Linked DNA regions of Homo sapiens: region 2 is linked to region 1. A link is an interaction called in ENCODE POLR2A ChIA-PET data of the cell type or tissue named here. Cell type or tissue: Panc1. All regions are shown on one strand. Links, peaks and the distances in the headings refer to the core of each region. The heading gives the core; the rest is flanking DNA.

Region 1 (16,059 bases), core at 6,708-9,207:
CCTCTCTAGGAAAAAAAAAAAAAATCTTCCCCACCCTGCAGCCCTCTCCTGCCTGCCTCAGTGTTCCCTGGACCTATTAGACCCTCTGTAAATACATGGAAAATGTCATCAAAATTAGAGTTTCTGCTCAAATAGTGTTCATTTTAATTTGGTATCTCACACACACTAAAAACTTGAAGAGGGTGTATTTTCTACCTCCAACCTGAAACTGTAGGAAAGGCCCTGTCTGAAAGGAGACTTCGGGAGCTGACAAAGGAACCTGAATAACTTCATCCACTAAGACTCCGCTTTTCTTCACCAATCAGGCGGTGACAAATACATCCACCAGGGGGCAGCATCTACTTATTTCTAGCCCCTGGCTCCACCCTAGGCCTTGATTTTGGGGTGGTTGCCAGGGAAAGAGTTCCTGGTTGGGGAGAAGGGTATCTTTGGGGCCCTTTCGCACATTTTTGCCCCACACTCATACTTAGCGATAGGTTGGGTTTTCTCAATTTTGTTCATGAGGAAACAGAACTGGGATTTGAAAAATGGGCCTTCGTGATTGCCGAGCTGGTAACTGCTCCGTGGCGTCCATTCCCCCACCCCACCCCCTACTCCTGCAGACTCCTCTTTCCCTCGTTTGTTCACGAAGACAAGTACTTGGTTAAGATGCTGCAGAGACAAGGATGTTCTCAGCCACTTCCTAGAAGAGCTCCACCCATCCTCCTACCCTCCCTTACTTCAGAGCATGGGCTGTTATGGGGAAACGACCTGGAGACATCTAAAGCCCCTCATTACAGGATGAGGAAACCGAGGCTCCCAGGTGGGGAAGTTACTTTTTTTTGAGACGGAGTCTCGCTCTGTCGCCCAGGCTGGAGTGCAGTGGCGCAATTCGGCTCACTGCAACCTCCGCCTTCCCGGTTCCAGCTATTCTCCTGCTTCAGCCTCCGGAGTAGCTGGGACTACAGGCGTGCGCCACCACGCCCTGCTAATTTTTTTGTATTTTTAGTAGAGACGAGGTTTCAACATGTTGGCCAGGCTGGTCTTGAACTCCTAACTTCAGGTGATCCATCCGCCTCAGCCACCCAAAGTGTTGGCATTATAGGCGCGAGCCACTGGGCCCGGCCGGAAGTGGCTTTTTACTTTTTCAAGTCACTCTACTAGTGAGGAATGGAAGGATGGGACTCACGCACTGAATCTCAGTCTGGTGTTCCAGCATGTCCTAAGGGCAACCTGTCTCTCCAGTGTCATCCCCATTTTTGGTCCTTGTTTTTCTCCTTTAAGTTCCTCCTCTCCAATAAAGGCCTGAGAGTTCTATACTACTCAGACACTGCCTAGAAATGCAGGGTTTGTAGGAATTCCTGGCCAACCCAGTATCAACAGAACCCCCAAGGGCCCAAGGGCCCAAGGACCCCAGGCTGGGAAACTCCCACGCTAAGGGTGGAGGTTTGGTTCTCCTACTCAGGGAGCCCTCTGAGTACATTTATTCCATCATGCATTCATTAATTCACACAAGATTTTCTGACTGCCTATGTGTGCCAGGCATGGTGCTGGGCATGGTAGAGCTACAGATAAGAACCAGCTGCTGCCCTTGATCACGTAGTCTGGTGGAGGAGACAGCTCTGAGGAAGAATGATGCTTATCTGACTCAGTGTCACTTAAACCTTGGCTCAGCGTCGCCGCTTTGAAACTTTCTCCTGCACACTCTTCCACCAATCTAAAGTAGTTCTCCAGCCACATGTGGTGGCACGCACCTGTAATCCCAGCTACTCAGGAGTCTGAGGCGGAGGATCTCTTGAACCGAAGAGTTCAAGGCTGCAGTAAGCTATGGTCTCGCCACTGCACTCCAGCCTGGGTGACAGAGTGAGACCTTGTCTTTAAAAAAAAAAAAAAAAGGCCGGGCGCGGTGGCTCATGCCTGTAATCCCGGCACTTTGGGAGGCCGAGGCGGGCGGATCACGAGGTCAGGAGATTGAGACCATCTTGGCTAACACGGTGAAACTCCGTCTCTACTAAAAATACTAAAAATTAGCTGGGCGCGGTGGCGGGCACCTGTAGTTCCAGCTACTCGGGAGGCTGAGGCAGGAGAATGGCATGAACCCGGGAAGTGGAGCTTGCAGTGAGCCGAGATAGCGCCACTGCAGTCCGCCCTGGGCAAAACAGCGAGACTCCGTCTCAAAAAAAAAAAAAATTATTTTTATTTTAATTTTGAAAAAATAGGGAATGCTTCATGAATTTGCAAGTCATCCTTGCACGGGGCCATGCTAATTTCTGTATCGTTCAAAAAAAAATGATTGCTTAATGTACAAATGTTCAGATGTTCTCTGCAGGGATTAGTGTAAGCCCATAGCTTAGTGCTACCTGGACGAGCTGGGCCCCTTTTTTTACCCCTCCCCAGCCCCACCTTCTCCTTCCCATTTGTTCATTAACACCTTCTCTGGCAAACATGAAAGACGGAAGGGTGGGGTAGGATTGTCAGTTTCATTTCCTTTATCAGATAAGTGACAATTTCTGTCTTGGATGTGAGTCCCAAGACAGATTATAGGAGCCATGTTAAAGAAGCTTCAAAGATTGTGGAAGAAACAAGACAACTTGTGTATTTTCAGTTTTTGTGTGTTTTCAGTCTCATAGCCATTGTAACATTTGTTCAAAGCCAGGTTTGGCCAGTTTCTAGCTGGATGACCTTCAACAAATTACCTAACCTTTCTGTGCTTCAGTTTCTTCTTTTTAGACTAACCATACTTACTTCATGGGCTTGACTTGTGTATTAAAAAAGGAAAAGTAAGCAAAGTTCCTAGACCAGAGCCTGGCATGCAGTGGCCACTCAACAGTGCAGTGGTTCTCAACCGCTGGGCCTGCTCCGTCTTCCCCTCTCCTAACTTCACCATGCTCAGGTCTGTCTCCTGTACGTTAGCTGCTGCTGCAACCTGTCACCCTCCAACTTGGGGTGTAACAAACTAATTTCCTAAGGTCTTAATCTTAGACTAATTTCCTAAGGTCTTTAGGGATTTGGGGAGGCTCCCTGCATTGCTGGGGAAACCAGGTGGCTGGTTTTGTAGTGGAGGGGAGAAAAAGGAGGTGGCAAAGCACACTGGTGACAAACAGATGGGAAGCTTATTTATCAGCACTTGATTGAGGAGGGTGGGCAGGAAAAGGCTGGGCCGTGCTGTCTGGCAATGACTTCCCTTCTCCTTTTTCCAATCCCTCTCACACATAGCCCTTAAAAAGATTAATACTGAATTACACAATAAATAAAATAATCCACGCCTGTAAATCCCAACACTTTGGGAGGTCGAGGCGGGCGGATCACCTGAGATCGGGAGTTCGAGACCAGCCTGACCAACATGGAGAAATCCTGTCTGTACTAAAAGTACAAAATTAGCCGGGCGTGGTGGCACATGCCTATAATCCCAGCTACTCGGGAGGCTGAGGCAGGAGAATTGCTTGAACCTGGGAGGTGGAGGTTGCAGTGAGCCGAGATCGCACCATTGGACACCAGCCTGGGTAACAAGAGCAAAACTCTGTCTCAAAAATAAATAAATAAATAAATAAATAAATAAATAGATAAAGTTACAATTTACAATTTCATTCTTCTTTGATTGGCCCTCTTCTCTCCCCCACCTAATTGCTGTTGTCCTTTTGGTCACACTGCCCTTTGTGACATCTCCTTCCTTTCAGGGCTGCCCAGACTGTAGCAGGCTGCAGTGGCTGGGGAGACCCTACTCATTCCTGTGCCCCTCCTAACCAGTCCTAGATAGGGCTAAAGAACGTCTATAAACCTTTTCAGAAGCTTCCAGTTGACACATTCTCTCTCTTCTCTGAAATCCTACAAGTGCTATCTCATGATTTACAAAGACCCAATACATGTGCTGTCTCATTCTGTCATTGCCAGTCTTAAGTCTTAAGCCCTTTGAGGCCTGATTCTACAGCCGAGACATCCTCTATTTCTCCACCATCTCTCTGTCTCATTCAGAGCACACAGTATGAATGAGGTCAATAAACACAGTGTTTTTTGTTTTGTTTTGTTTTGTTTTTGTTTTTTTTGAGACAGAGTCTTGCTCTGTTGCCCAGGCTGGAGTGCAATGGTGTGATCTCAGCTCACTGCAACCTCCGCCTCCCGGGTTCAAGTGATTCTCCTGCCTCAGCCTCCCGAATAGTTGCAATTACAGGCGCCCGCCACCACACCCAGCTAATTTTTGTATTTTTAGTAGAGACGGGGTTTCACCATGTTGGCCAGGCTGGTCTCGAACTCCTGACCTCAGGTGCTTCGCCCACATCGGCCTCCCAAAATGCTGGTATTACAGGCGTGAGCTACCGTGCCCAGCCCAATAAACACACTGGTTTTTTTTTTTTGTTTGCTTTGTTTTGAGACAGAGTCTTGCTCTGTCGCCCAGGCTGGAATGCAGTGGCGCTATCTCAGCTTACTGCAACCTCCGCCTCCCGGGTTCAAGCGATTCTCCTGCCTCAGCCTCCCGAGTAGCTGGGATTACAGGCACCCGCCACCACGCCCGGCTAATTTTTGTCTTTTTATTACTGATGGGGTTTCACCCTGTTGTCCAGGCTGGTGGAACTCCTGAGCTTAAGTGATGTGCCTGCCTCAGCCTCCCAAAGTGCTGAGTTTACAGGTATGATCCACTGCGCCTAAACATACTGTTGAGTGTAACCTCAAATAGGTCATTTAACCCTTCAGGGCTTTGTGTATCTGTAAAAGGCAGACAACAGTCCCTAACAGGCTATTGCAGATAATGGGCTTAGCACTATGAAGCAGCTGTTTTATGGGGCTCCAGGTTCACCTTAGGTTTGACAATTGAATTATGAAAGATAAAGGAGAAAGACTTGTCAGCCTCTCCGAGTAGATCCTTTGGCCGAAGGAGTGTCCATGTGGGGTGGTATCTCGGCCTGGTGGAGGGGGATGCGATGGTAGTGAGAATATTAGGGTATTCATATCTTTCCTCCCGAGTCAAACGTTGCCAGGCACGTTCCTTTCGCCCCTCCCACCCTCCATTCTGCATTAATTCCAAGTTTAATTCCAAATATTAGAGTGTGGTAGAAAAGGTCAAATAGAGCAGCCACGGATTAAGCAAACGCCCCTCCGCGTATGGTGGGGGCTGCAGCGCCCGTAGCTCCACGCTCCGCCCCGCCGCCGCTGATTGTCCCGCGCCTTGTGACGTCACACGCGGGTTTTTAAGGCCGAACCCTAGGCAGGCTCTGCAGAGGCAGCGGTTGGAGGCGCGGTGGGTGTCTGCGGGGGTCTCGCGGGGCGGCTGCGGTGTTTCACCGGGAAAGGCTCGAGGAGAGCGCGGCTCACGAGAGGTAAACGGACCCTGCAGACCGTGCTGAGGCGGTCCCGGTGCCGGGCCGCTGGAGCTGGGGTCGGCCATCGGAGGAGGGCGGGCGGGCAGGAGAGTGTCGCGGGGCGGTGGGGCGAGGGTCGCGGAGTAAGGAAGGGCACCGTGTCAACGGCTTGGGGCTGCGGAGGGCGGGTGGGAGCCGGACTCAATCTCCGGTCTCAGCGTCTGCACCCTAGCTCTTAGTTTGGGGGCACTGTCGACTTCCCCCGTCCCTCGGGGATCTTGCCTGGGGGATGGCGCCATAAGCTCTGAGAAGAGGCTCTAGAAGCCCACTGTCCATGGATCGAGCCCTCACCCCCCACTTGAGTGGCCCAGGACCTGGGAGTCTCTCTAGGTCCCATCGCCCCCCTCACGACCCCCCCAGGGAGTGGGGGAACACCTCTGTTATGCCTTAAAAAAAAAAAAAAAAAGGAAAGGAATTTTAAAAATGAAGGATGGGAGGGTGATTTAGGAAGGGATCAAGAAGTTGCAAATCTTGTGTGTATTATTAAACGTCTCCTTTTTCTCCCATGACCTTTTCTTGGTTCAGATAACCCAGCTGTGCTCCCTGGAACCTTCAATTTCAAGGCCTCCCTGCCTCTACTAGGCGCCTTAGCTCACTATGGGGAACCACTTGACTGAGATGGCGCCCACTGCCTCCTCCTTCTTGCCCCACTTCCAAGCCCTGCATGTCGTGGTCATTGGGCTGGACTCTGCTGGAAAGACCTCCCTCCTTTACCGCCTCAAGTTCAAGGAGTTTGTCCAGAGTGTCCCCACCAAAGGCTTCAACACCGAGAAGATCCGGGTGCCCCTCGGGGGATCGCGTGGCATCACCTTCCAAGTGTGGGACGTCGGGGGGCAGGAGAAGCTGCGACCACTGTGGCGCTCTTATACCCGCCGGACAGACGGTCTAGTGTTTGTGGTGGACGCTGCGGAGGCTGAGCGGCTGGAGGAAGCCAAGGTGGAGTTGCACCGAATCAGCCGGGCCTCGGACAACCAGGGCGTGCCAGTGCTGGTGCTGGCCAACAAGCAGGACCAGCCCGGGGCACTGAGCGCTGCTGAGGTGGAGAAGAGGCTGGCAGTCCGAGAGCTAGCAGCCGCCACTCTCACTCATGTGCAAGGCTGCAGCGCTGTGGACGGTCTGGGCCTGCAGCAGGGCCTTGAGCGCCTCTATGAGATGATCCTCAAGAGGAAGAAGGCAGCTCGGGGTGGCAAGAAGAGACGGTGACCCAAGCCCCCCCTCCCTTTCCTCCCACCTAGTAGGGGTCTGCACACTTGGACAGCAGGGTGGGACCAGCCTGTGACCTCTCAGTCAGACTGGGGTGCAGGACCTGTCCACCTCAATGAAGGAGAGAGGAGCATGGGGTGTCCCGTTTTGGTGCCACACTGGGGTGGGGATGGGAGATGGGATGTCTTTGCATATCTCTCTCATCCTCTCTGGAGAAGTGGGCGCTGCAGGACTGTGGAGACGTAAATGTAAACTGTGACTCTACCTCGACCCTGTTTCTTATTTTTCTTCTCTGGCTAAAAATTTTTAATTGGATGTGTTTGGGGGCGGGGGGATGGAAGTGACTTGGAGAATGTGTTTGGGATGAAATAACTATCTCCCCTTCCTCTGTCCCCCAACTGGGGAGTCTCCCCAGGCTGCTTTTCTAGGAATACCAGTCACATAGTTTTTATTTTTGTGTCTGTGAAAGTGCCAAGAACCCCTCCCCACATTTGTAGATCCATGACCCTTTTTATAAGCTGTGTGTGTCCTCTGTATTATTGTTATTAACTATTTTTTAGCATTTGCCTGTAAGTTATTAAAGACTGATAACTGTAGCTCTTACCTTGGTCTGGGGCATTTTCCTCTCCTTATCTTGCCCCAGAGACAATTCAAGATTTCTATATGGGGTTGTGGCGCAGGGGGAGGGAGATTTATCTTGAAGCTGAATTTGCAAAGCAAGCACTTATAAAAATTAGATTGTGTGTTACGGGATGGCTTGTGAAAATTATAGGGGGGAGTGGAAAACCCCTCAAGCTATTGCCTGATCTCTGTAGTTTTTTGGGTGGGGTCACTTCCTTTTTCTCTGATTTAACACCCCTCCCCTCATCCTCTGGGTCTTACTTGTCCCTTATATCAACTGCTCCTTGCAGATTTAACTTCAAATTTTGCTAGTCTGAGCTACTCCTAGGTTCTTGACCTTGGTGACACCTAAGTCTATATAGGTAAGTCCTCAAAGAGCCATTCTGTTCCCATCCTCCCCACTTCCCCAGTCTTAGGTTGGTTTGATTTTTTTCCTCCTTGTAAGATGTGGTGAGAGTGGAAAGTAATTCCTCCCTGGCCTTAAGTCACCTCTGTGTACTCAATCCTGCTGACTGGCTCACTGGCATGATGGCAGCGGCTGGTGCTAGGGAGGCCTGGGCTGGATTGAGCCAGCCTGGCCCTGGTGACTAAGCCATGAGTTTTCCAGCTCTGGGAATGGTAGCTCTTCTCACGAGAGGGGCAGAAGTAGTAGCTGTTTGTGCTTGGTGGCAGAGAGGACTGCTGGACATACACCCTCCAGACTCCAAGATAGAAGGGGGAAGACATAAGCCCCCAGTATTTGTGGTGATTGTAAGAATAAAATGCTAATATTACAAGGGCTTGAGTGCCCCTACTCACCAGCACCAGGGCCAGCTATGTCTGATAACAGAACCCTTAGATCCTCTTAATCTTCTGGGTGGGAGCAGTGAGTAAGAACTAAGCACAAGGCCGGGCACAGTGGCTCACGCCTGTAATCCCAGCACTTTGGGAGGCTGAGGCAGGAGGATGGCTTGGGCCCAGGAGTTCAAGACCAGCCTGGGCAACATAGGGAGACCATGTCTCTAAAAAAGAAAAAAAACAAGCACAATTCTTTCCAGTTGTCGAGCCCTCCAGCCACCCCCTGCCACCTTTTGTGCAAACACACAATCCCCAGAGCAGGTTCAGCGTTCACACCCTGCTTCTCCCCAATTCTGTCTCCTCTTCTCCGGAATCAGATGAAAGGACCTGGGGAGAAAGAGAAGGTGCCGGCAACCCCCACTTCTGGGGAAGGTTTCCTAAAGAACTTGCTTCTTCCTACCCAGCGCTGCCAGAAGCTCAGATTTGGTCCCCTCCCCATCCCTGTAGCTGGCAGGATTGGGGTGAGTGTGCATTGATCCGGAAGGGTGCCCAAGTGTGCGTCAGTGCTAGGGCCTGCTTGACAGAACTGCTGGGCTGGTTCTGCTGGGAACATGTGCTACCTGCCCCTCCCCCAGACACACCTGCGACTCCTCTCCCAGTCTTTTTGGGGCACAGTCCTATAGCCCAAGGACAGGTTGAGGCCCCAGTCCAGGCTGGAAAGGAACTGGCCAGAACTGACCCTCTGTCCTGCCAGGAGATCTTTCCTCCCCACCCCACCCAAATTCTGCTCTTTTGTCTTAAAATCTTCAATTATACATTTTCATTTCTTGTCACTTGGTGTACTTAGGTCTCCAGATTTGGGGGAAGAGGTGCAGAGGTGTTCCCCAATCCCTAGCAGAGGGGCCTCCAAGATGTCAGCTCCTGATTCTGGCTCTTCCAACCACACTCCTTCCCTACCTGCTTAAAACAGGTATCTTCTGCTTCCCCATGCCCAGCCCTGGGGGCGGTCAGGGATCATGGTCCACAGGAGGCCTTTGAATGTCCCAGGCTCTTCCCCAGTCCCTCTGGCCTGACTGTCCAGCTGGTGGCACTAAAGGAAGATGGGGGCTTGTGTCAGAGAGAGACGGAGAAGCCAACTGCTCTGCCAGAGTAGTGGGGAGAGGGGAACACTGGGGAATTCTGAGTAGAAAGCCACAAATTGTGGCCGGGTCAGAGTCAGGAGCTTTGGAATAATCCTCCTGCCTTGGCTCATCAAAGGGACTGGAGAGCTGGAAGGGAAGGGATCACTTCCTATCTGCAGGATGAGAGAGGGAGAGAGAACCTCTCACTCTCCAGTCCTGCCCAGAGATTCTGCATTTTGAACTCAGGGCAAGGGCAAGGAATGAGGGTGTGATCAGGATGGAGAGTGAGGTTATATTTGCCCTGTACTGGCTTCTCTATTAAGTAGGATTTCTTCGAGACCCTGGCATGGGTGCTGAGGAGCTCTTCCTTGGGGGCCAAGAGTGGTGTGGCTGAGGCTAGTTGCCTGTAAAGTTGAGGGAAACCTGCTGTAGACCCAGAGTTCCAGAGTAGAGGCCGTTTTTTTTTTTTTTTTTTCCTCCTCTGTTACCCAGGCTGGAGTGCAGCGGTGCGATCTTGGCTTGCTGCAACCTCCACCTCCCCGGTTCAAGTAATTCCCATGTCTCAGCCTCCCAAGTAGCTGGGATTACAGTCACGCACCACCATGCCTGGGTAATTTCTGTATCTTTAGTAGAGATGGGGTTTCGCCACGTTGATCAGCCTGGTCCTGAACTCCTGACTTCAAGTGATTTGCCTGCCTCAGCCTCCCAAAGTGCTGGGATTACAGGCGTGAGCCACCATGCCCAACCCCAGAGTTGAGGCTTTCTTCTGAGCTGTCCTTCCCCACCCAGCCACCCCTTCTTGCACAGGTTGGAACATAAAATCCAGATGGAAGCCTTCCTTTCCTGGAGCTCCTCATCATGAGGGCAAAGATGGCAGTGGTCCCCCACTTTCCCATGCCCTTTCCAGTCCTCTCCATGCTGCAAGGGCTCAAGGAAGACAGAGGAAGGAAAGAAGTCCCTAAGGCCCAGAGTGGGCAGTGACTTGCCCGCGGATACACGGCCACTTAGCAGTGCACCCAGCTCCTTCCTCCCAGGCCAGGTCTTTGTACTCCCAGGGCAGAGGATAGGAGGTAGGAGACAGGGAGCGAGCACAGTTATCTCAGAGCTCAGATTCCCCCCTCCCTCCCTCTTCCCTCTCCTTGATTAGATTAAGGACCAGCTTTCCGCTCTCTCACTCCCCTTCCTGGGGAGTGAGAGCTTTATCTCCTAAGCCCAGCAGAGGTCTGGCCTCAAATCTGGCCAGAAGTTCCCATCCTTCCTTTATCCTGACCACGTGTCATTGCAAGTCTTTCTTGAGATGGACACCTCCACCAGGGCCTGGGAAGTGCTGAGTTCTGCCCAAGTGCTAGGAGCACACAGGACAGCATGTTCTCTAACACAAGCCTGTTTTGAATGGGGCCAGTGGGTAGAGAGGAAAGGGAGGGAGTGAGGGTGGCAAGGGAGACCCAGGCCAGCATTCAGCTGGAAAGGGTGGGCAGTGTGGCTGCACTTCATTTCCAAGGCCATCTGTTGGGGAGTTTGTGGGTGGATGCATGAGACCTCCTCCTCTGGATGATCCAGAAGAGGGTATTCGCTGTTCCCTTAAAAAATTTTTTTGAACATGTTAGATATTCCTATTCTTTTTATTTTTTATTTTTGTAGAGATGGGGCCTTGCCCTCTTGCCTGGCCAGGGTGGTCTGGAACCCCTGACCTCAAGCGATCCTCCTGCCTTGGCCTTCCAAAGCACTGGGATTAGCAATACAAGCCACCACACCCAGCCATGTTCCTATTTTTTTTTTTTTTTTTTTTTTTTTTGAGATGGAGTCTCGCTCTGTCGCCCAGGCTGGAGTGCAGTGGCGTGATCTCAGCTCATTGCAAGCTCCGCCTCCCGGGTTCATGCCATTCTCCTGCCTCAGCCTCCTGAGTAGCTGGGACTACAGGTGCCCGCCACCACGCCCGGCTAATTTTTTTGTATTTTTAGTAGAAACGGGGTTTCACCATGTTAGCCAGGATGGTCTCGATCTCCTGACCTTGTGATCCACCCGCCTCGGCCTCCCAAAGTGCTGGGATTACAGACGTGAGCCACCGCGCCCAGCCTTTTTTTTTTTTTTTTTAAATTTTTACTTTGCCCTGAGAGTTTTTTGTTTGTTTGTTTTTGTTTTTGTTTTGAGACGGAGTCTCTCTCTGTCACCCAGGCTGGAGTGCAGTGGTATGATCTTGGCTCACTGCAACCTCCGTCTCCCAGGTTCAAGTGATCCTCCTACCTCAGCCTCTGGAGTAGCTGGGATTACAGGCACATGCCACCATGTCTGGCTAATTTTTTGTACTTTTAGTAGAGACGGGATTTTGCCATGTGACCAGGCTGGTCTCAAACTCCTCACCTCAGGTGATCCACCCGCCTTGGCCTCCCAAAGTACTGGGATTACAGGCATGAGCCACTGCACCCGGCCAGCTCCTTCTTTTTAAAAAAAATTTTCTCTCCCTCATTGGAAAAGTAATAGATCTTATAGATCTCTATGTGGAAGAAATCTAAATTTAGAAAATGAAGAAACCTAATCTCACAACTTGTTTAATGAAACATTAAAAAAAGAAAAAGAAAATGAAGAAACTGGCTGGGCACGGTGGCTCATGCCTGTAATGCTAGCACTTTGGGAGGCTGAGGCGGGTAGATCCCTTGAGCTTAGGAGTTCAAGACCGGCCTGGGCAACATAGCGAAACCCCATCTCTACAAAAAATACAAAAATTATCCAGACATGGTGGCACATGCTTGTAGTTTCAGCTACTTGGGAGGCTGAGGCAGGAGTATATCTTGAACCTGGGAGGTCGAGGCTGCAGTGAGCTAAGATTGCACCACTGCACACTAGCCTGGGGGACAAAGTAAGGTCCTGTCTAAAAAAAAAAAGAAAAAGAAGAAACTTTATAATCTCAACTTTAGAGCTAACCGTTGTGAACAGGTTTTTATATATTCTTCTGGGAATTTTTTTCTCTGCATGTACAAAAGAGGTATGTCTATAGAACATATATGGAATTATATAAAGCAAACAGTTTTGCTTTTCTCATTTATATCTTGGACATTATTCCATGCATGCCATTATTCCATTATACCACTGCCATCTTTGCCCTCATGAGGAGGGGCTTCAGAAGGGAAGGCTTCCATCTGGATTTTTCTCATTCTTTTTGATGACCACATGAGATTCCATTGTATGAATGTACCATCATTAATTAATTAAATCACTTGTTGAAGACACAGTCTGCCCACAGCCATGGTCCTCCTTGCATATATATTTTTTGGTACACTTGGGGAAGCTTTCCCATAAGATATATTCCTAGAGTTGCAATTGTTGTGTCAAAGGGTGTATGTATTTAAAGTTGTCATAGATACTGCCAAAGTTTATGTGTTTGTGTAGAGGTTGGGTGGGAGGGAAATTAAATCCAGCTTCCTCATCCTCTATTCCCAGATCTCAAGGCTTTTTCAAGCTAAGATGTGTGTATATGGTAGAGGAGACATTACAGTGCTCTTGCTTTTTTTTTTTTTTTTTCTTTTTTGAGACGGAGTTTCACTCTTGTTGCCCAGGCTGGAGTGCAATGGCGCGATCTCGGCTCACTACAACCTCCACCTCTTGGGTTCAAGTGATTCTCCTGCCTCAGCCTCCTGAGTAGCTGGGATTACAGGCATGCGCCACCATGCCTGGCTAATTTTGTATTTTTAGTAGAGGCAGGGTTTCTCCATGTTGGTCAGGCTGGTCTCGAACTCCCGACCTCAGGTGATCTGCCCGGCTCGGCCTTCCAAAGTGCTGGGATTACAGGCACGAGCCACTGCACCTGGCCTCCTTATTTATTTTTTATTTTTTTAAAATTTTTTTCACCAGAGCTGCCAGTAAAGGCGCCTGTGCTTTTTGGGAGGTAAGGAATAAAATCACCAGCAACTCAGCAGAGGATTTGCAGGGATAGCGAGTAAGCTTGGGCTCACTTTCCGGGGCTAAGGATTGAGCGCCACCTGGGACTGCCTGGCTGGTGGCGGAGGTGGGCAGATGGTGAGGACTCCCTAGCACCCAGCTTGTCACAGACGTCAGGCAGAGTGGGCGAAACAAGCCCTGAAATAGATTCCCGGGATTTGGCTTAGGGAGGAAGTGAGGCTGAGACCAAGAGTGTATGCTCTGAAGGGAACACAGAGAAGGAAACTTCAGCCCGAATGAATTGGGCAGCAGTGGAGCCCTGGACCTCCCCCATACAGACACCCCACCCCCATGTAGAGACTCCCACCAACTGCTATAGCTCAAGGACTCTTGTAAAAGGAAGCAGAAGCCTGAAGTAGCAGATATCTTGGTCACTCTGGAGTGTTTGGGGCTTGACTTAAGGCTCCTGGGAAAATCCTGGGTCTATGCCCCTCCTCAGTGGAGTGGGGAGGTGGGGAGGTGGGGAGGTGGGGAGGTGGGGAGGTGGGGAGGTGAGCAAGCGGGAGAGCTTATCTCTTTAGCAGTCCCTACCTCCTCCTATTAAATTTGTTAAATCTCATGAGAAATCCTTTGGAGGAGGGTGGGGGGACAGCTGGGTTTCAAAAGCTTGTTGAAAGTGAAGTTTGGTGCTTTTGATTGTATTTGTTTTTATAAGATTACCATTGCTTTGCATTCCAGATGCCTCTCTTATCCTTAAGGAGAGAGAAGACAGAACTGCTTACTCACTCTCTGGAACTCTCCTAGCCTGATGGGGGAGGAACAGAGCCACCAGTCTGACTTTGCAGTGCCCCAAACAGTAACCCACAAGGCAACATACAGGTTAAGACTTGGCTCTGCCACCAACTTCTGTGACTTTGACCGAGCCATTTCTAGTCTCTTGGCCTCAGTTTACTCATCTGTAAAGTGAGGGGATTGAGTAGGCAATAGCAGATCTTTTCTAGTACACTTTCTATGGTTCTCAGTACAAGGTGGGCATGGGAAGCTCTTTAATAGTCTTTCTCTCTTCATCTGTTTTTTTGTTTTTGTTTTATTTGTTTGCTTGTTTTTGAGACAGAGTTTTGCTGTCACCCAGGCTGGAGCGCAGGGATACAATCCTGGCTCACCGCAGCCTTGACCTCCCAGTTTCAAGCGATTCTCCCATCTCAACCTCCCAAGTAGCTGGAACTACTGGCATGTGCCACCATGCCCAGCTAATTCTTTTATTTTTTTAGAGACAGGGTCTCTATCAGTTAAGGTTGGAGAATTTATCTGGGAAGGCTTCCTGGAGGAGGTAAGGAAAAGAAGTCAGCTTGGAGCCAGAATTAAGTATTCTGATTAATGAGGGACCTGGAGCATTGTAGGCTTCGGAGCACCTTTTTGGCTCCACCTACTCCTCAGGAGGAAAGGCCTGAGTCTGAGGTTTAATAGATACAGTTTTGTTCCTCCTTTCCCTGTAATTACCTGGCCTGAGACACTCTCAGACTCTGTCCACCACTCCTGTCCTTCAACTCCTCCCACTGTCACCTGAGGATAGGCTGTATCTAGATTCACATTCTCTACCTCCTACTCCAGAAGAGTAGGTTGTAGGGCAGGTGTCAAAGAAGAGACTCCCAAGCTCTAGACCTGTGGTGTCCAATATGGCAGCCATGAGCCACACATGGTGATTGAACATGGGGAGTGTGGCTGGTCTGAACTGAGATATGCTGTACGTGTAAAATACACAACAGATTCAGAGCCTTCATGTGAAAAAAGAATGTAAAATTTCTTATTAATACTTTTTATATTGATTATGCATATGTTGAAGTGATACTTTTTACATAATGAGTTAAATAAAATGATTAAAATTAGATTCAGTTGTTTCTTTTTAACATTAAAATGTGGCTATCAGAAATATTAAAATTACATATGTGGCTCACATTCTTCACATTCTGTTTCTTTTCTTTTCTTTTCTTTTCTTTTCTTTTCTTTTCTTTTCTTTTCTTTTCTTTTGAGATGGAGTCTTGCTCTGTCGCCCAGGCTGGAGTGCAGTGGCGTGATGTCGGCTCACAGCAACCTCTGCCTCCGAGGCTCAGGCGATTCTCTTGCCTCAGCCTCCCAAGCAGCTGGGATCACAGGTGCCTGCCACCATGCCCAGCTAATTTTTAGTAGAGATGGGGTTTCATTATGTTGGCCAGGCTGGTCTTGAACTCCTGGCCTCGGAGTCCACCCACCTTGGCCTCCCAAAGTGCTGGGACTACAGGCGTGAGCCACTGTGCCCGGCTTCACATTCTGTTTCTACAGATAGTGCATCCACATATTTGGGGGGAAGGAGCATTATGAGTAAAAGAATGAAACACTTGTTCTCCTTTTTGTCTGAAATCAGAAGAGAAACAGGGCCAGGCGCAGTGGTTCATGTCTGTAATCCCAGCACTTTGGGAGGCTGAGACGGGAGGATTGCTTGAACTCAGAGTTCAGGACCAGCTTGGGCAACTAAAGAAGATCCTGTCTTTACAAAAAGAAAAATTAGCTGTGCATGGTGGCTCCTGTGGTCCCAGCTACTCAGAAGGCTAAGGAGGGAGGATTGCTTGAGCCTAGGAGGCAGAGGCTGCAGTCGTTGTGTTCAAACCACTGCAACTGCACTCCAGCTTCAGTGACAGAGTGAGACCCTGTCTCAGAGAAAAAAAAAAAAAGAGAAACAGACCAGAACTGTAACAGTATGGAAGGAAGGTAAATTATAGGAAGGCCTTCTTGATAGGAAGGACTGAAAAACCTGAAAGATCCACATACTTCTTTTCTTGGAAAGCTTTCAGAATAGGAGAGGACTTTGCATATCTTAAATCATTTTAAGATGGTATCTTATCATACTATGATTCTCAGTGATCCAAACTTGGTTACTTAGCAGGTGACTTTCCTGGCCTTGTTCAAGGTGTTTTCACCACACAAACAACTCTTAATTGTCTACTTGGTGATGAGCCCAGATACCTGGAATCCATAGAAAATTCCTAACATGATTTTACCCAATAGTTTCTAATCTTTCATCAGACTGCTGAGGCAGCAGCAACAGTGTTGACAGACTGAGGTTTCATCATCCTGCCCTCCCCTGCTGCCTG
Region 2 (16,059 bases), core at 1,397-3,896, 280 kb after region 1:
GCTTCAGCTCCTTGAGTAGCTGGGATTACAGGCATGTACCACCACACTCAGCTAATTTTTGTATTTTTAGTAGAGACGGGGTTTCACCATGTTGGCCAGGCTGGCTGGTCTCGAACTCCTGATCGCAGGTGATCCACCCACCTCGGCCCCACAAAGTGCTGGGATTACAGGCATGAACCACCGTGCCTAGCTGATATTCTTAATTTATGAAGGAAGGGCCCCAAATTTTCATTTTGCACTGGGCCCACAAATAACGTAGCAGGTCCCACAAACAAATTCGTCTAGATTCAGAGGGCCCCTTGCCTTCCTCCTCTGCTCACATTCGTTCCTTTCTCCCATCACAGGCGGGTACCCTACCTTGGGGGATTTGCCCCAGAATAAGCCTTTTTTTTCCCTTCTAACATTTTAATGAAAAATTTCAAGTGTATAGCAATGTTGAAAAGATTTTATAGTGAGCACCCATACACCTGCCACCCAAAGTCTACCATTAATGTCTTCTGGACTTACTTTTGCCGTCTTATTCATACTCTGCCTGGACTGTCCTCAGCTACAGGACTCACATCTCTTGCCGACAGCTCTAAGGCTTCCAGTCCTGCTGTCTGGACCAAGAAAGGCTTCCTGGGCTCTGAGTGTCAAATGGCGGCCTTCAAGGAAGGGGAATGGTGGAAAAGGCCGTGGGGGGTTTTGGAGAAATTGCTAGGGAAAGACTGGCACCAGAGTTCCACCAGCCCAGGCAATGGGGGGTACAGAACCCATAAGATGAGTTCTAGAAAAGCAAGGAAGGTTTCGTTCTGGAGTTTGTGGACTGAGGTTTCCATTTGTGACTAGGATTCTCATTGGTTCCTTATGTAGTTTCTTACGCCCTGCATAGTCTTCTAAGCATTTCTCACAGACGTGGTCTGGGGGCGAACACCAGCAGCCCTGAGAGGTGGCTAAAGAGGAGATTCTTCTCTCCACTTCACATCGTAGGAAACTGAGTCTCAGAGGTTCCTTCCCTGGCCTGCCCACAACCCCAGGGCTAAAAGAGGCAGACCAAGCCCAGGGCCTTGAACCCCAACAATGGGCCTCTTTCTTTTGATCCCATGATAGGGGTGCAAAAGCATTGCATTCCCCTGGGTAATTTGAAGAAAAAACCCAAAAAACTCCAACTTTGTCTCCAGGAAAAAGAGGGTGTCTGGGCTATGATTTACCTCTGAGGGTGTGGTTGCACTGAGCGTGATCACACTTCAAAGGGTTAGATCTCATTTCTCTGCCTTTCTAGCTTGGGCCCAGGGCTCAGAAATGTGTGGACTCCCTCACAGCCCCTCCCAGCATCCCTGCCCCCTCCCAACTGCCTTGGGCAGGTGACACCTGTATTATTGCTAAGGGTTAAAAAGCCCCCAAATCAATAAAACCCATTAATGAGTGTTGGTACCTCGAAGGCTACAGATAAATCCCTTCTACTCAGTGAGTTCAATCCCATAAAACAGCTCTCCCCTTTCAATCCTAGCATTCATTTGATAGAAAATGTGGAGAAATTTTAAAAAGGTGACTTACTAATTGCCTGTAAAATAAAAGGCAGATGGAAGCTTTATTACAGTTGAAGGAAGTCGGGAATATTAAGGTAAAATGTCAAATAACAATTGATTTTCCTTAGACATAAAGGGGCGATTTATGGCTTCCTAGTTACTACAAACGAGAAATTATTTGAAGTTCTGAAAAGTATGAGGAGAAATAAAGATTAAATAGAAGATGAAATCATAGGGATTTCTCTGGGAGGTGACTTCAGTGCCCCTGGGGACTAGAATTCATGTGGCCAGTGGCCTAGCCAGCTGGGGCTTGGCAGTTTCAAGATTTAGAGGCAAGGTGTCTCTGAGGAGCGGGGAAGTGGCTGTTTGCTTTGTGTCTGAGGAACTAGGAAAGAAAGATGAAGATAGGGAAAGTTGTGGTTAGGGCCAATTTCAGACTGAGGGATGTGGGATTAGGGGATTCTTGTGGATGGGCCTATAGCTCTGCTTCCTGACTAGCAGATACTGGGGATCTGGGGAAGGGAAGGGTGAGCTGCCTTTCCTGGGACTTCGATGGCATCCTTACAGTCAGGGGACACTGTCCTTGCTGGGTCCCGGACATCAGTGTCTATGTATCCCTGCAAGCCACAGCACTATCCAGGCCCTCTGGTGGCTTTGCTTGGTCTGGGCCAACCTGGTCTCCACACTGACAGTCAAAGACGAGGAGAGGAAAAAGAACTCACGGCTAGGCGTGGTGGCTCCTGCCTGTAATTCCAGCACTTTGAGAGGCCGAGGCGGGTGGATCCCTTGAGCCCAGGAGTTTGAGACCAGCCTGGGCAACATGGCGAAATCCCCGTCTCTACAAAAAATAGAGAACAATTACCCAGGAATGGTGGTACTCTGGAGGTTGAGGTGGGAAGATGGCTTGAGCTCGGGAGGTTGAGGCTACAGTGAGCTGTGATTGTGCCACCGCACTCCAGCATGGGCGACAGAGCAAGACACTGTCTCAAAAAAAAGGCTCATTTCCAGGCTGCCAGGCTTATGTTAGCCTGGGGTCCCGCAGGAGCTGACCTGAGACAAGTACTTGAGGGCAAGTTGTTTGTTTGAGGGATGCTCACAGGAAGCTCCAGTAGGAGGGTAGGGAGGTGACCCAGGGAAGGAAGGCAGCTTACAGGGGCGTGTTGTCAGGAAGGGCACCCCGGCGGGTGACGGAAGCTTAATTTTGCTGGGAAACTCAGGAGCCAGCATGGAACCTGCACCTCAGAGTTATCCCACTGGAAGGATGAGGGAGCGGGTACTTATACACCAACTCCATCCCCGTCCTTTGTTAAGGCTGCTGGATGGAGTGGGTGGGACACTCATTCTTCAGCACTCCCAGGGGCCCTCAGGCTGTCAGAAGTTAGGTCCGTTGGGCTCCAGGATGAGGGGACCCCCAGAAGATGCGGGAGGGCGTCCGCAGCATCTGCCTCTGTGCTTTCCCTGTTTATCTGAATCCTCATAATTCCCGCCACATGCAGATCAGAGCCCCCAGCTTTATGGAAGAGAACACAGGTTTGGAGAAGATAAAGAGCATTCCCACAACTAGGAGGTGGGGAAAGCTAGGAGTTCAGCCCAGAGCTCCCTGACTTCAAAGTCCATTCTCTTTCTACTTCCTGATTTTTTTTTTTTTTTTTTTTTTTTGAGACGGAGTTTCACTCTGTTGTCTAGGCTGGGGTGCAGTGGCACAAACTTGGCTCACTGCAGTCTCTGCCTCCTGGGTTCAAGCAATTCTCCTGCCTCAGCCTCTCGAGTAGCTGGGACTACAGGCGCCCGCTACCATGCCTGGCTAATTTTTTGTGTTTTTAATAGAGACAGGGTTTCACCGTGTTGGCCAGGCTGGTCTCGAACTCCTGACCTCAGGTGATCCGCTTGCCTTGGCCTCCCAAAGTGCTGGGATTACAAGCACGAGCCACTGTGCTCGGCCTACTTCCTGATTTTTGTATAAGACACATCCCAGCAGCATGGTAGACTGAAGACTCCTGGGCCCACTCTCAGAGATTCTGCTCTGGCAAGGATGTGTTTATTGGTGAGAGGGGTGTCCAGGAATACGTGCCTTTTTTTTTTTTTCTAGAGACAGGGTCTCGTTGTCCAGGCTGGAGTGCAGTGGTGCAATCATAGCTTACTGCAATCTCAAACTTCTGGGTTCGAGCGATCCTCCTATCTCAGCCTCCTAAGTAGCTGGGACTACAGGTGCACGCCACCATGTCTGGCTAATTTTTAAATTTTTTCTGGAGTTGGGGTCTTGTGATGTTGCCCAGGCTGATCTTTAACTTCAGGTCTCAAGAGATCCTCCCACCTTGGCCTCCCAAATTTTTGGGATTACAGCCATGAGCCACTATGCCCAACTAGAATATGCACTTTTTTTTTTTTGAGACCGAGTTTTGCTCTTGTTGCCCAGGCTGGAGTATAATGGTGCGATCTCGGCTCACCGCAACCTCCCCCTCCCAGGTCCAAGCGATTCTTCTGCCTCAGCCTCCTGAGGAGCTGGGATTACAGGCATGTGCCACCATACCAGGCTAATTTTGTATTTTTAGTAGAGATGGGGTTTCTTCGTGTTGGTCAGGCTGGTCTTGAACTCCTGACCTCAGGTGATCAGCCCCGCCTGCTTTGGCCTCCCAAAGTGCTAGGATTACAGGCATGAGCCACCAAGCCTGACCTTTTTTTTTTTTTTTGAGACAGAGTCTTGCTTTGTCACCCAGGCTGGAGTGCAGTGGCACGATCTCGGCTCACTGCAAGCTCTGCCTCCCAGGTTCATGCCATTCTCCTGCCTCAGGCTCCCAAGTAGCTGGGACTACAGGCACTTGCCACCACGCCCGGCTAATTTTTTGTATTTTTAGTAGAGATGGGGTTTCACCGTGTTAGCCAGGATGGTCTTGATTTCCTGACCTCGTGATCCACCTGCCTTGGCCTCCCAAAGTGCTGGGATTATAGGCGTGAGCCACCGTGCCCGGCCTTTTTTTTTTTTTTTTTTTTTTTTGAGACAGGATCTTGCTTGGTTGCCCAGGCTGGAGTGCAGTGGCCTGATTACAGCTCACTGCAGCCTCAATCTCCTGGACTCAAGCAATCCTCTCACCTCAGCCTCTTGAGTAGCTGGGACCACAGGTGTGTGCTACCACACCCAGATAATTTTTGTGCTTTTTGTAGAGACAGGGTTTCGACATGTTGCCCAGGCCGGACTAAAATTCCTGGGCTCAAGTGATCCTCCTGCCTCAGCTTCCCAAAGTGCTGGGATTACAGGTATGTGCCATCGTCACCAGCCAGAATATGCATTTTCTTTTTTTCAGACGGGGTCTCACTCTGTTGCCCAGGCTGGAGTGCAGTGGTGTGATCTCAGCTCACTGCAACCTCTGCCTTCTGAGTTCAAGCGATTCTCCTGCCTCAGCCTCCCAAGCAGCTAGGATTACAGGTGTCTGCCACAACACCCGGCTAATTTTTGCATTTTTAGTAAAGATGGGGTTTCACCATGTTGGTCAGGCTGATCACAAACTCCCGACTGCAAGTGATCCGCTTACCTCGGCCTCCCAAAGTGTTAGGATTACAGGCATGAGCCATTGTGCCTGGCCGAATATGCACTTTTAATAAGCATCAGCCAGGCTAGGCAGGCCGGGGGCCACACTCGAGAACATTTGCACCACAGCCACTGGCTACCTGCCCCTTTTTCCATAAGGTTCCACTGCCCTCTCTCCCCTCTATCTGGGTCTGTTCTTCAGGTTCTTCCCTGGGAGCTCTCTGAGTGACATAACTGTCCCCAAGTGCTGGGAGATGGAGAGAGGAATCACCAGACTGGAGCAGGCCCCCAGAGCGGAGATGGGAAGGGGAGGCTGGTGTTCTGAGGCTCCCGAGGCAGTGAGAGGTGACCGGAGGCAGTGAGAGGTGACCGAAGACAGTGGCTGAGAACCAGGGAGGGGCTGCGGGAAAAAGCCCTGGGTGCAAGTCGCTCTTTCCTTAGCGTCTTTGAGAGGAGGGATGGGGAAAGGTGAGGTACTAGGGAAAACCATCTGGAAGGAGGTCAGGCTGCAGAAAAGCTGCAGGAGTCTGGGGGACTAAGAAAACAGTGGGAGACCCCGCTGCAGCCCAGCACGTGAGGGTGAGAACGTCATGAATGAGGGAAGAGCAGGCAGGGGGTGGTGGCCTTGTGGCCTCTGGAGAGGAGGAGCCACATGACTCTGGGGTGATCTGGGGTGACCCTCAGGGTAAGGGTACCTCCCTAGCACTGAGTACAGAGGGAAGCCTACACTGCCAGGTGCAGTTTCCCTGGCAATGCTTCTCCTTCTAACACTATGTGAGTTTCCTAGTGCTGCTGTAACAAACTGCCATAAACCAAGTGGCTTCAGAGAACACAGACGGACTATGACAGTTGTGGAGGGAAGAAGTTTGAAAAGCGGGGTGCCCGCAGGCTGCAGTGCTTCTGCAGGCTCCAGGGAGAATCTGGTCCTTGCCTCTTCCAGCCTCTAGAGCCTGCCGCACTCCTTGGCTCATGGCCCCGTGTCATTGTAGCCTCTGCTTCTGCCATCACATCTCCTCCTCTGCCTCTCCTGCCTCCCTCTGTCCTTTATAAGAACGCTTTTGAGTATATTGGACCCATCTGGATAGTCCAGGATAAATCCCTCCATCCTCATATCCTTAATTTAATCACACCTGGAAGGTTCCCTTTGCCACATAAGGTAACATATTCACATTGGGACAGTTAGGGGATTGGGATGTGGACATCTTTTGAGGTGGGAAGAAGGAGCTGGGGTTCTTTTTAACATTTTTTTGAGACAGGGTCTCTGTCACCTAGGCTGGAGTGCAGTGGTGTGATTGAGACTCACTGCAGCAGCCTCAACCTCCTGGGCTCAAGTGATCCTCCCACCTCAGCTTCCTGAGTAGCTGGGACTACAGGTGTGCACCACCATGCCCAGATGATTTTTGTATTATTTTAATATTTTGTACACATGGAGGTCTTTTAATGCTGCCCAGGCTGGACTCAAACTCCTGGGCTCAAGCAATCCTCCCGTCTTAGCCTCCCAAAGTGCTGGGATTACAGGTGTGTGCCACCAGACCCAGCCCGGACCTGGGGTTCCTGTCTCATGTCAGCCTTAGCAATCTGGGTGACCCTGGGCAAGGCCTATCCCCTCTCTGGGCCTTTGTTTCTCCACCTGTGCAATGAGGCTGTTCCCTCTGGCTCCTTCACTCTGAGTTTTTCAGTTGGGAGAATATCTTGGCAGGGAGCAGAGGTCGGCGGGGGTGGTTGTCATTCCATTTCAGGGCCTCTCAGAGTCCTGCCGTGGTGTGCACTGTGTGTGTGTTTAATTTTCTACATTTGGATGTGATCCTAATCCAATAAATGCTTAGGAGACTTCTATAGAATAGATTAATTTTTACTAGAAAAAAATATAATTGGCTGATGTTAAGGCTACTGCCCTGACAAATCTGCCTTGGCCATATATCTGAGAAGGTAAAAGACCCGCTACGCTTGCACATAAATATGCCATCTTCCCCACAGGCCCTGGAGAAGCACCCCGGGGAGGTTTCCCTTGGTGATTTATTCTTCATTAATAAGCTCTATGCTATATTAGGATCAGATTTATGACTCTGCCTTTCTAATATTTCTGACATTTCATCTGAAAAGAATTACAAATGAAATCTTGAAACTTTGCCACTTCTCCCTGCTAGTGCTCTGGCACTCTGTGTCCAAGGGGAGATGGTGGGCTGGGGAGACCCCAAGAAGCAGGGACAGAGGCATGTTTCTCAGGGAAAGGAGCGATCAGCTTGACTTTGGGAGAGCTTTATTCAGTTTGCAAGCAGCTTGGGAGGTGAGCGGTTCAGGCGAGAAGGCTGCAGACCAGACCACAAGCCCAGCAGCAGCAGTGATGCCTGTAACATGTATGAGATGGTGGCAGGCACATTCATTCATTCAACAGCTATTTGTTAAGCACTTTACTGTGTGCCAAACACTGTGCTGCTTGGTGCTTGGGATACAGGAAAGAATAAAAGTGAAGCAGTGATGAAGATCTTGGCCTTCATGCATATGGTGTTCTAGCAGAGGTAGGGGAGTGTCAAGCACTGATGAATGAAAATCCTGAATAGGTAAAATATATCATATGTTCACACGTGGTAAGGGCTATGGCAAAACAGAAACAAACCCTCCACACAGGGAAAAGGGAACCAAGAGTGCCGGGTGGTCAAGTTGCAATGTTAATTAAGAAAGCACTTCAACTCATCAACTCAAGGAACCGTATTATCCCCATTTTACAGATGAGGACGGAGGCTCAGCGTGGATTAGGAGCTACACAAAGACACAAAGGGAACTTTGCACAACTTGAAAGTTTGCAAAGTGCCGTCTGAGCCATTAGTCTCCCTTCTCCCCACTGACTGCCCTACCACAATCACATGGGGACCATAAAAATACTGTTGCCTGGGTCCCGCTCCCCTGAGGCTTTGATTCAATTGGTTTGGATGCAGCCTGGGACTTGGCATGTGACTCTTGTGGTGCCAGGACTAAGAATCTTGTGTGAACTCCCAGCACAGCCTCTCAGGCCTCTATTTTCTCACCTGCAAGATGTGGGTAAAAATATTCACCCTGTACTGCAAGAGGATGTCAGGAGTGAAGGCAGAAACACAGCACCAGCCCTCCAGGACCCCCAACCCCTCCCCCACCCCAATCCTTCACCCCTGTTGTACCTTCTGACCTCAAAGTGGCTCTGATTATTTCACTCCCACAGGCCACTGGCTCAGAGGTATAGAGCTCACCTGTGGCAGATGGAGATGCGGATCTGAGGCTTCTGATGCTGCCACACCCAGCGGCGCCCCCCAAATTCCGGGCCCCTGGATGACATCTGGTCTGTTCCTGCAGCATCAGAGCACAATAGAGCCAGCCACCAGTCCCAGCCCTGCCTGCATCCCATCCATTCCTGGGTGCCTAACCCCGAGGATCCCCTGGCAGTATGATGCGGACCTGTCTTGGATCCCAGGGATATGCTGGCCACGGGGAGGAGCCGGAAACCAACCTTTGTGTCACTGTGTAGTGACAAGTGCCTTTGGAGGTCACAATAGCCAGTGGTGATTTCTACCACTGCCCCCAGCAGCCAAGGTGGCAGAGGAGCCCTGTCAGTCACCCCCATTCTGTTCATGGTCTCACGGTGGGCTCCACATGGGGGGTGGCAGCCCTCTCCCCCACCCCACCCGACCCCTTTCGACAGATAGGGTAATACAAATACAAATAACACCAAAAGATTGAGTTGCTGGGCAGAAAGGGACCAAAGGCCAGTGTGTGTGTGAGGGGTGGGGGCAGGGCAGGAGAGGAGCAGCAAAAGGCTGTGACCGCCTGGCTGAGCACTGGATACTCACTGAAGGGCAGGGAGGCTTCCTGGAGAAGGAGACCTGGCAGGGGCTGAGGGAGTGATGCCAGGCATGGGGGTTTGGAGGGACCCCAGGCATGGCATGCCTCCATTCCTCCCTGTGCTATCCACTCTATATAAGGGGTGCTGTGCAGGGAGACAGCTTGCATCCAAGCAGGGAGGCAGGGAGGATGAGAGGCAGAGAGGAGCCCAGCTGGGTTGATGGAAAGTCTGGGAAATGCAGGAAATCCAGGAGGGGGAGAATGATTCCAAGCTGTGGCCTGTGATGGGCCTTGAAACCAGGTGTAGGCACTTGGATCTGATCGCTGGGGAGCCAGAGCTGCTTCCTGAGCAGCAGAAGGGCAGGATGCGAATCAGACTAGGGGCAGTGGGAGGAACTGAGAGGCCTCAGGTCACCGGAGAAAATGCACAGGGCCGGGAGGCAGAGATGCTCCTGTTTTCTTGCTCTGGGGCTCAGGACAGTCAGTCACCCTGAGCTTCAGACTCAGCTCACTCATTTTGCAGAGATCCTGACGGCGATGCTTCAGGATGATCTGGGAAGAGTCAATGAGGTAAAATATGTGAAATATGCCTTGAAAACTACAAACCACAGCACATGTTCTGTTTTTGCTTCTGCTTGATGGACTCAGTGAGATGGTGGGGACAAGAATTAGAGAAGCCCATGAGGAGGCCAAGGGGCACCAAATAGACCCACCAAGGACCAGTGGGGACTTAGAGAAAGGATGAGTCAGAGAGAAATGACAGGAGCAGAAGGCAGGCCTTGTATGGAGGATGAAGGTGAAGATCATACACCATTAAACTTGAGAAAGAGGCGGGAGGAGCTGCCATTTCTTGAGTCTACTGGATGCCAGCAGTAGTGCTGGGCAAGGGCTTAACAGGTGGGGAAATCGAGGCACAGAGAGGTTAAGTAGCTTGCCTAAGATCACCCAGTTAGTAAGTAGCAGAGCCTGGCAGCTTAACTCCAAAGTCTTTGTACTAAAGCCAGATTTTCCAAATTTGCCCAACTGTAAGAATCACCTGGGCCTGTAATCCTAGCATTTTGGGAGGCTGAGGTGGGTGGATCACCTGAGGTCAGGAGTTTGAGACCAGCCTGGCCAACATGGTGAAACCCTGTCTCTACTAAAAATACAAACAATTAGCCGGGCGTGGTGGCAGGTGCCTGTAATCCTGTAATCCCAGCTACTTGGGAGGCTGAGGCAGGAGAATTGCTTGAACCCCAAAGGTGGAGGTTGCAGTGAGCTGAGATTGCGCCATCGCACTCCAGCCTGGGCAACAAGAGAGAAACGCCATCTCAAAAAAATAAAAGCCCGGGAGTTTATTACAGATGCATATTCCCAGGCCCCTCCTACGGAGGTTTTGAGTTAGTGAGTCCAAGGCCTTCTGCCTCTTCCCAATGTATTCATTATGCACCATCATTACTCTTGTTCAGATACAATGTGAGTGATAGCTTGTCTCTGGCAGCACAGCAGCCACACCCAACCAATCCAGACCTCAGTCATGAGGGTGCCAATCACAGCTAACATTTTTTTTTTTGAGACGGAGTCTTGCTCTGTCGCCCAGGCTGGAGTGCAGTGGCACGATCTTGGTTCACTGCAGCCTCTGCCTCCTGGGTTCAAGCGATTCTCCTGCCTCAGCCTCCTAAGTAGCTGGGATTACAGGCACCTGCCACCATGCCCGGCTAATTGTATTTTTAGTAGAGATGGGGGTTTCACTATGTTGGCCAGGCTGGCCTTGAACTCCTGACCTTGTGAGCCACCTGCCTCAGCTTCCCAAAGTGCTGGGATTACAGGTGTGAGCCACCGCACCTGGCCCACATAGCTAACATTTAATCAGCACATACAGGGCCATGCTCATCATTTTTTGCGCACAATGCCATTTAACCTTCACAACAGCCTGTGAGAAGGTGTGTTAGCCTCATTTTACAGAGGAAGAAACTAAGGCCCAGAGAAGTTATGCAACTTGCCCAAGGACACACAGCTTGAAGGAGCTGAGGTTTAACCCGTTTCTACGGGGTCTGAATCCTCCTTACCACCCCTATCTCCCCTGACTCCCAGGTTGTGTTTGGTGTACTTGGGTAGTGTCCAGCTGACAAATGAGATGTTTTAGCTTCAGACAGTCTATGCCATGTAGAAATGCACCCAGGACTGTGCATATTAGGGAGGTTTGCAAATGTGTCCACATTAGATAATTTTTCTCAAAATGCCCCTCACTGAACTTCTGTCATGCAGTATGTACTGAGCACCTGCCTCTTGCTAGGTCCCGGGAGAGAGGATGAAGAGGGCAGAGCCCCCACCCTCAGGGGACCTGAAAAATGGGAGTCCTTTGTGCTCATGGAAGCAGGGCCTTGGGGCCTCAGCACTATGGACATTTGGGGCCGGGTAATTCTTTGTTGTGGGGGGCTGTCCTGTAGATTGCAGGATGCTCCGCCGCATCCCTTGCCCCTGCCCTCTAGAAGCCAGTAGCACCCTCCAGTTGTGAAAGCCGTAAAATGTCTCCAGACATTGCTCCCAGTTGAGAGCCACTTCATTAAAGAAAAAAAAATAAAAAAGATTTCTGTATCCTCTATACATGGACTGAATTTCACTGACATTTCTCTAAAATAACTGAATCTATTTCTATACTCATTTTTTTTTACCAGCTGCCATTTTATTTATTTTTCTTTTCTTTCTTTTTTTAAGAAACAGGGTCTCACTCTGTCACCCAGGCTGGAGTGCAGTGGCGCAATTATGGCTCACTGCAGCCTCGACCTCCTGGGCTCAAGCAATCCTCCCACCTTAGCGTCCCCAGTAGCTGGCACGCCACTGTGCCCGGCTATTTATTTTATTTTATTTTATTTTTTTTGTGGAGACAGGGTCTCCCAATGTTGTTCAGGCTGGTCTCAAACTCCTGGGTTTAAGCAATTCTTCTGCCTTCATTTCCCAGAGTGTTAGGATTGCAGGCGTGAGCCACTGCACCCGGCCATTTTATTTCTTAACAAAGCACAAATCAAATGTACAATGCAGCTAGATTTTCCTTTATAAATAATGTCTAATGGATTTGTTTCTGTCAGCTGCCTAGAACATTCTGGTATCCCAGACAGAAGTGCAACACCAGGTGGAGGTGTTGCAGCTGAGAAGTTCTGACCAGCATACCAGCACCCCCTTAAAAGCTGTCTATACTTGCGGTTCTCAGCTAGGCTGCCACAGAATCGCCCAAGTCTTAAAAAAACAGGTCTCTGTCCTACTGCTTGAGATGCTGGTTCTCTAGGTCTGAGGTTCTGGCACCTGTGTGTTTTTAAAACTTTACAAATAATTTAAAAGCGCCTTCAAGTCCACAACAACAGAATATTTCCCTCCACTCCTCATTGTCCTGGAGTTCTCTAACAGTGCAGTTCTACAACTGGACACACGATGTCGCTTTTCAGCCACAGTTCTCACTAAGCGGCCCCACAGGGCGGCAGGTGCCTTCTGCAGAGAGAGAGAGAGGGCCTTGGCTGACAGGCCAAGACCGGGCATCCTGGCTCCTCCTCTGTACAGACTTTTCACAGATGTGAACTCTCCCTACTCCCTGTCTTCTGCCCCCAAATGAAGCCTCTCAGCTGGCAAGAGCTGAGAACTACCAAGCGAGCCATTGCTAATTTCTATTGTGTTTGGAACCACAAAAGGCAGAATTATTAAGGCTGTAAAGGACCTCAGAGCATCTGGTGCAGTGAGTTTCCAACTTGTGAAAATCTGATGTGATCTCGGACAAGTCACTTAACCCCCTGCCTCAATTTCTTCATCTGTAAAATAGGATAGGAATATATCTTGCCCGTCTGATTGTTATGAAGACAAAGAGAACAAATGCACATAAAGCCCGTGACCATGTGCTTTGTGAATGGAAGCTTTAATTTATTCATTCATTTATTTTATTATTTATTTTTATTTATTTATTTATTTTTGAGACATAGTCTCGCTCTGTTGCCCAGGCTGGAGTGCAATGGTGCGACCTCGGCTCACTGCAACCTCCATCTCCCGGATTCAAACAATTCTCCTGCCTCAGCCTTCTGAGTAGCTGGGATTACAGGTGCCTGTCACCATGGCCAGCTAGTTTTTGTATTTTTAGTAGAGACTGGGTTTCACCATGTTGGCCAGGGTGGTCTCAAACTCCTGACCTCGTGATCTGCCCGCTTTGGCCTCCCAAAGGAAGCTTTTATTTTTATTATAGTTTTACATAAGGATAAATTCAGCCTTAGTGAAGGGAAGTGACTTGCCCAAGATCATACAGTGAGACTGCTGGATCTGGGGCTCTACTTCAGAATTTTTTTTTGAGATGGAGTTTCACTCTGTTGCCCAGGCTGGAGTGCAGTGGCACAATCTCGGCTCACTGCAACCTCCACCTCCCGGGTTCAAGCGATTCTCCTGCCTCAGCATCCCTGATAGCTGGGACTACAGGCTCCCACCACCACGCCCAGCTAATTTTTATATTTTGAGTAGAGACAGGGTTTCACCATGTTGGCCAGGCTGGTCTCAACCTGCCTGGCCTCCCAGAGTGCTGAGATTACAGGTGTGAGCCACCACGCCAGTCTACTGCCATTGTCCATGATTTTTCCTACAGGGAAAATCACAATCCCAGAAGATAAGACAAAGAACAGTAAAAGGTGGCTTTTGAGGCAGTGAGTTCTACCTGAAGGTGGGAACAGCCCAGAGTGTCTGGGGACAGAGTGGTAAATTCTAATCAAGCCTTCCCATGGCTTTGTGGATGAGGATGAGTTTCTACCCTGAAGCTCGGCCTGTTCAGCCATAAAATCAGGATAATGGTGGCTGTGCCTCCTTAGAGTAGAATGAGAATCAGAGCAGAACAAGGGAAAGCTGCAGTGACTTGTCAGGTGTCAACCTTCAGCATGATGGGAGAGCCATGGGACCCTTCCCCTTTCCCTAAGAGAGCCAGCCCTCACAGCAGGCCTGGGATCCAATGCCCAGCACCCAGCTGGGAGCCCAGGGACCTTGGCCAAAATCTGGTTCTGCTTCAACTTGGTGCCCGGCCTTTGTCAAGTCACTTCCTCATTTGCAAACTGGGAGAGTTTGGATGAAACTATTGAATGAAATTATTTTGGGGGTTTCTTTCTGGCTCTCACAGTCCTCGCATGCTCACCATGTTCCCTTCAATTTCATTAGCACAGCCCAACAAAGGGTTAAGCAGTGGCAGTTCCTCTCGTTCTTTGGTTAGGACAGGAAGGTCAGGGGTGAGGCCAATACAAGAGGTAGCCGCCACAGCTGATGCTGGAAATGACAATAGTTCTTTCCTAGACTCATATTTGTCCCCTCTCCCTGAAGCTTTGCCTGCAGTGCCCTTGTAAAGAAGTTGGCAAGAAGCAGGAGTGAGGCTCAGCCCCTCTCTGAAATGGATACGCCGGTTGCTCCCCCTCATGGCTGGTCTCATTTGCCTTCTTCATTTTTAGACACATTCCAAACTTTTCAGCAAATTATAGTGTTTGCCAACTGGCCGTCTGGGGCCCAGGAGAGATGCTATTTATAGCGATGCTGGGATGCTGCCATCCCAGAGCAGCCTGGTAAGAAACGGAGCCAGAGTGCCTGGGAGTGGCGTCCTGCACCCTGGGGAGAGGCCAGGGCCCTGGAGCAGGGTGGCAAAGCTGGTGGCCCGTGGCAAGGACCACTGGCACATCCCCTGCCTGCCTGGGCCCTGGGGTCTGTGCCCATACCCCACACGGGGGGCTGCTTCCGTGCTCCTTGGAGAGACGATGGTGCTGTGGGGCCACTGAGCACAGTAAAGGCTAAGACCCACCATAGGTCAGCCCTTGCTCATGCTGACTGTTGCCCCATTTCCCTTCATTCTCTCACTCGTTCATTCCTCAGAATCTGCATCCTGGTTTTGTCACTACCTGGAGTTGTAAAGATACCACCAAGCTCACCTTGTGGTGTGAGCCTTGATTTTCCCCATCTGTGTAAAGGGTGGATCTGAGCTCCAAAGTTCCTTCTAGTCATATGCAGAGTGCATAATAAATGTGTTTGTATTCCCACTGTGCTCAGTGGGCACTGGGGCATGCAGAAGAGAAATTGGAATAAATGTGACCCTTGTCCTCCAGAGGCTCAGTACCAGACTGGAACCAGGACCCAGATGAGGGGCCTACCCAGAGAGGGCAGCGTGCTCTCCTATTTGTGTTAGGCGTTACCATTTACAAAGGGCTTTACGGCTTTGAAGGTCCCCACAACGCCCTGAGGAGGTGAAGTGTGGCAATGCCCGTTCACTTGGGAAAATACTGCATCTCAGAGAGACCAAGGGACTCGCTTAAGGTCACACAGATACAGTAAGTAAGTAGGGAAAGAGCTGGGGCCTCTGGGCTCCTTTTCCGGGGCTCTGGCCTCGGTTTTAACCCGTTCTCCTAGACCTCTCAGTCTCTGGGCCTCCCCTCTGTGTTCCCCACCCCCACTTTCCATCAAGAGCTCAGTTCTCTTAAGTTCTATATTCTCTCTTCCCCACCCCTAGAAATCTCTGCCCGCTTCCAGAAAAGGCTTTGATTCCGTCATTTTTGGCATTTCCCACCCAGGAATCAAGGCTGCCTCCTCTGTGAGGAAGGCGTGTGGAAGGCGAGCAGCTGAGGACACCTCTTTTTAAGAGAAGCTTCTCCATGTTCTTAGCCAGGTTATATAACTTCTTTTGCTTCTTTCTTTTCCACATTCTACATATTTTTCACAATGAGGATGTGTCACTTCTATAGTTAAAAATGGAAATCTTCATTTAAAAGAACAATCAGACACAAGGCAAGGTATGCTTACCTTCCCAATGACCAAGGAGCAGGGAGACATTGGTCGTGGAGGCCATAGGTGACCAGCCTTGAGGGAAGGGAAGGAAGGGGAGGTGCAGGGAGGCGCAGCAGAGGCACCCGAGTGTGCTCTACGAATGTAAGTCTGCCAGCTGCTCCTCTGTGCCTAGCACCCTGGAAAGCGCCCGCACACAGTGGGCCCTCAGCAAACTCCCACTGAGCAAAGGGCCCTGTGAGTAAGGACCTAGAAGCAGGGTGTGCTTGAGGCATGGGGTGGGAGGGCATCCAGCTTGGCTGGCGGTGGGAGCCGATGCAAAGGTGAGCTGAGACCAGACGGTAGAAGACCTTCAGTGCTGGGCCGAGGAGGGTTCCTTCATCCCATAGAGAAGAGCTGCCATCCAAGACAGAAGGCTGGGGAGTGACATGTTGAAATCAGTATCTTAGGAAAATA

Evidence for each region. Peaks named below come from ENCODE experiments on the same cell type or tissue, not always from the same donor. Only the 100,000 strongest peaks of a DNase experiment are listed, where the experiment ranks them.
Region 2: POLR2A ChIA-PET joins it to region 1 with 12 read pairs; 4 of 35 experiments call an interaction of 5 or more read pairs at or near these places.

The regions. Positions count from the first base shown.
Region 1 is chr17:43,393,803-43,409,861 of GRCh38, forward strand. ARL4D (ARF like GTPase 4D) reads left to right here and starts at 5,191. Exons shown (of 2, transcript NM_001661.4): 1 at 5,191-5,291; 2 at 5,859-7,335. The coding sequence starts at 5,931. The coding sequence ends at 6,536. It also overlaps the pseudogene RNU6-1137P. RefSeq lists enhancers at 5,315-5,818, 12,570-13,070. In Panc1, for the core only: no CTCF peak of the experiment used is centred there; a DNase peak (open chromatin) is centred at 7,729.
Region 2 is chr17:43,682,308-43,698,366 of GRCh38, forward strand. The region is part of intron 3 of LINC02594 (long intergenic non-protein coding RNA 2594); the gene reads left to right. LOC107985085 (a long non-coding RNA gene) reads right to left here and starts at 8,456. Exons shown (of 3, transcript XR_001752895.2): 1 at 8,259-8,456. RefSeq lists enhancers at 8,285-8,785, 8,786-9,286. In Panc1, for the core only: no CTCF peak of the experiment used is centred there; no DNase peak of the experiment used is centred there.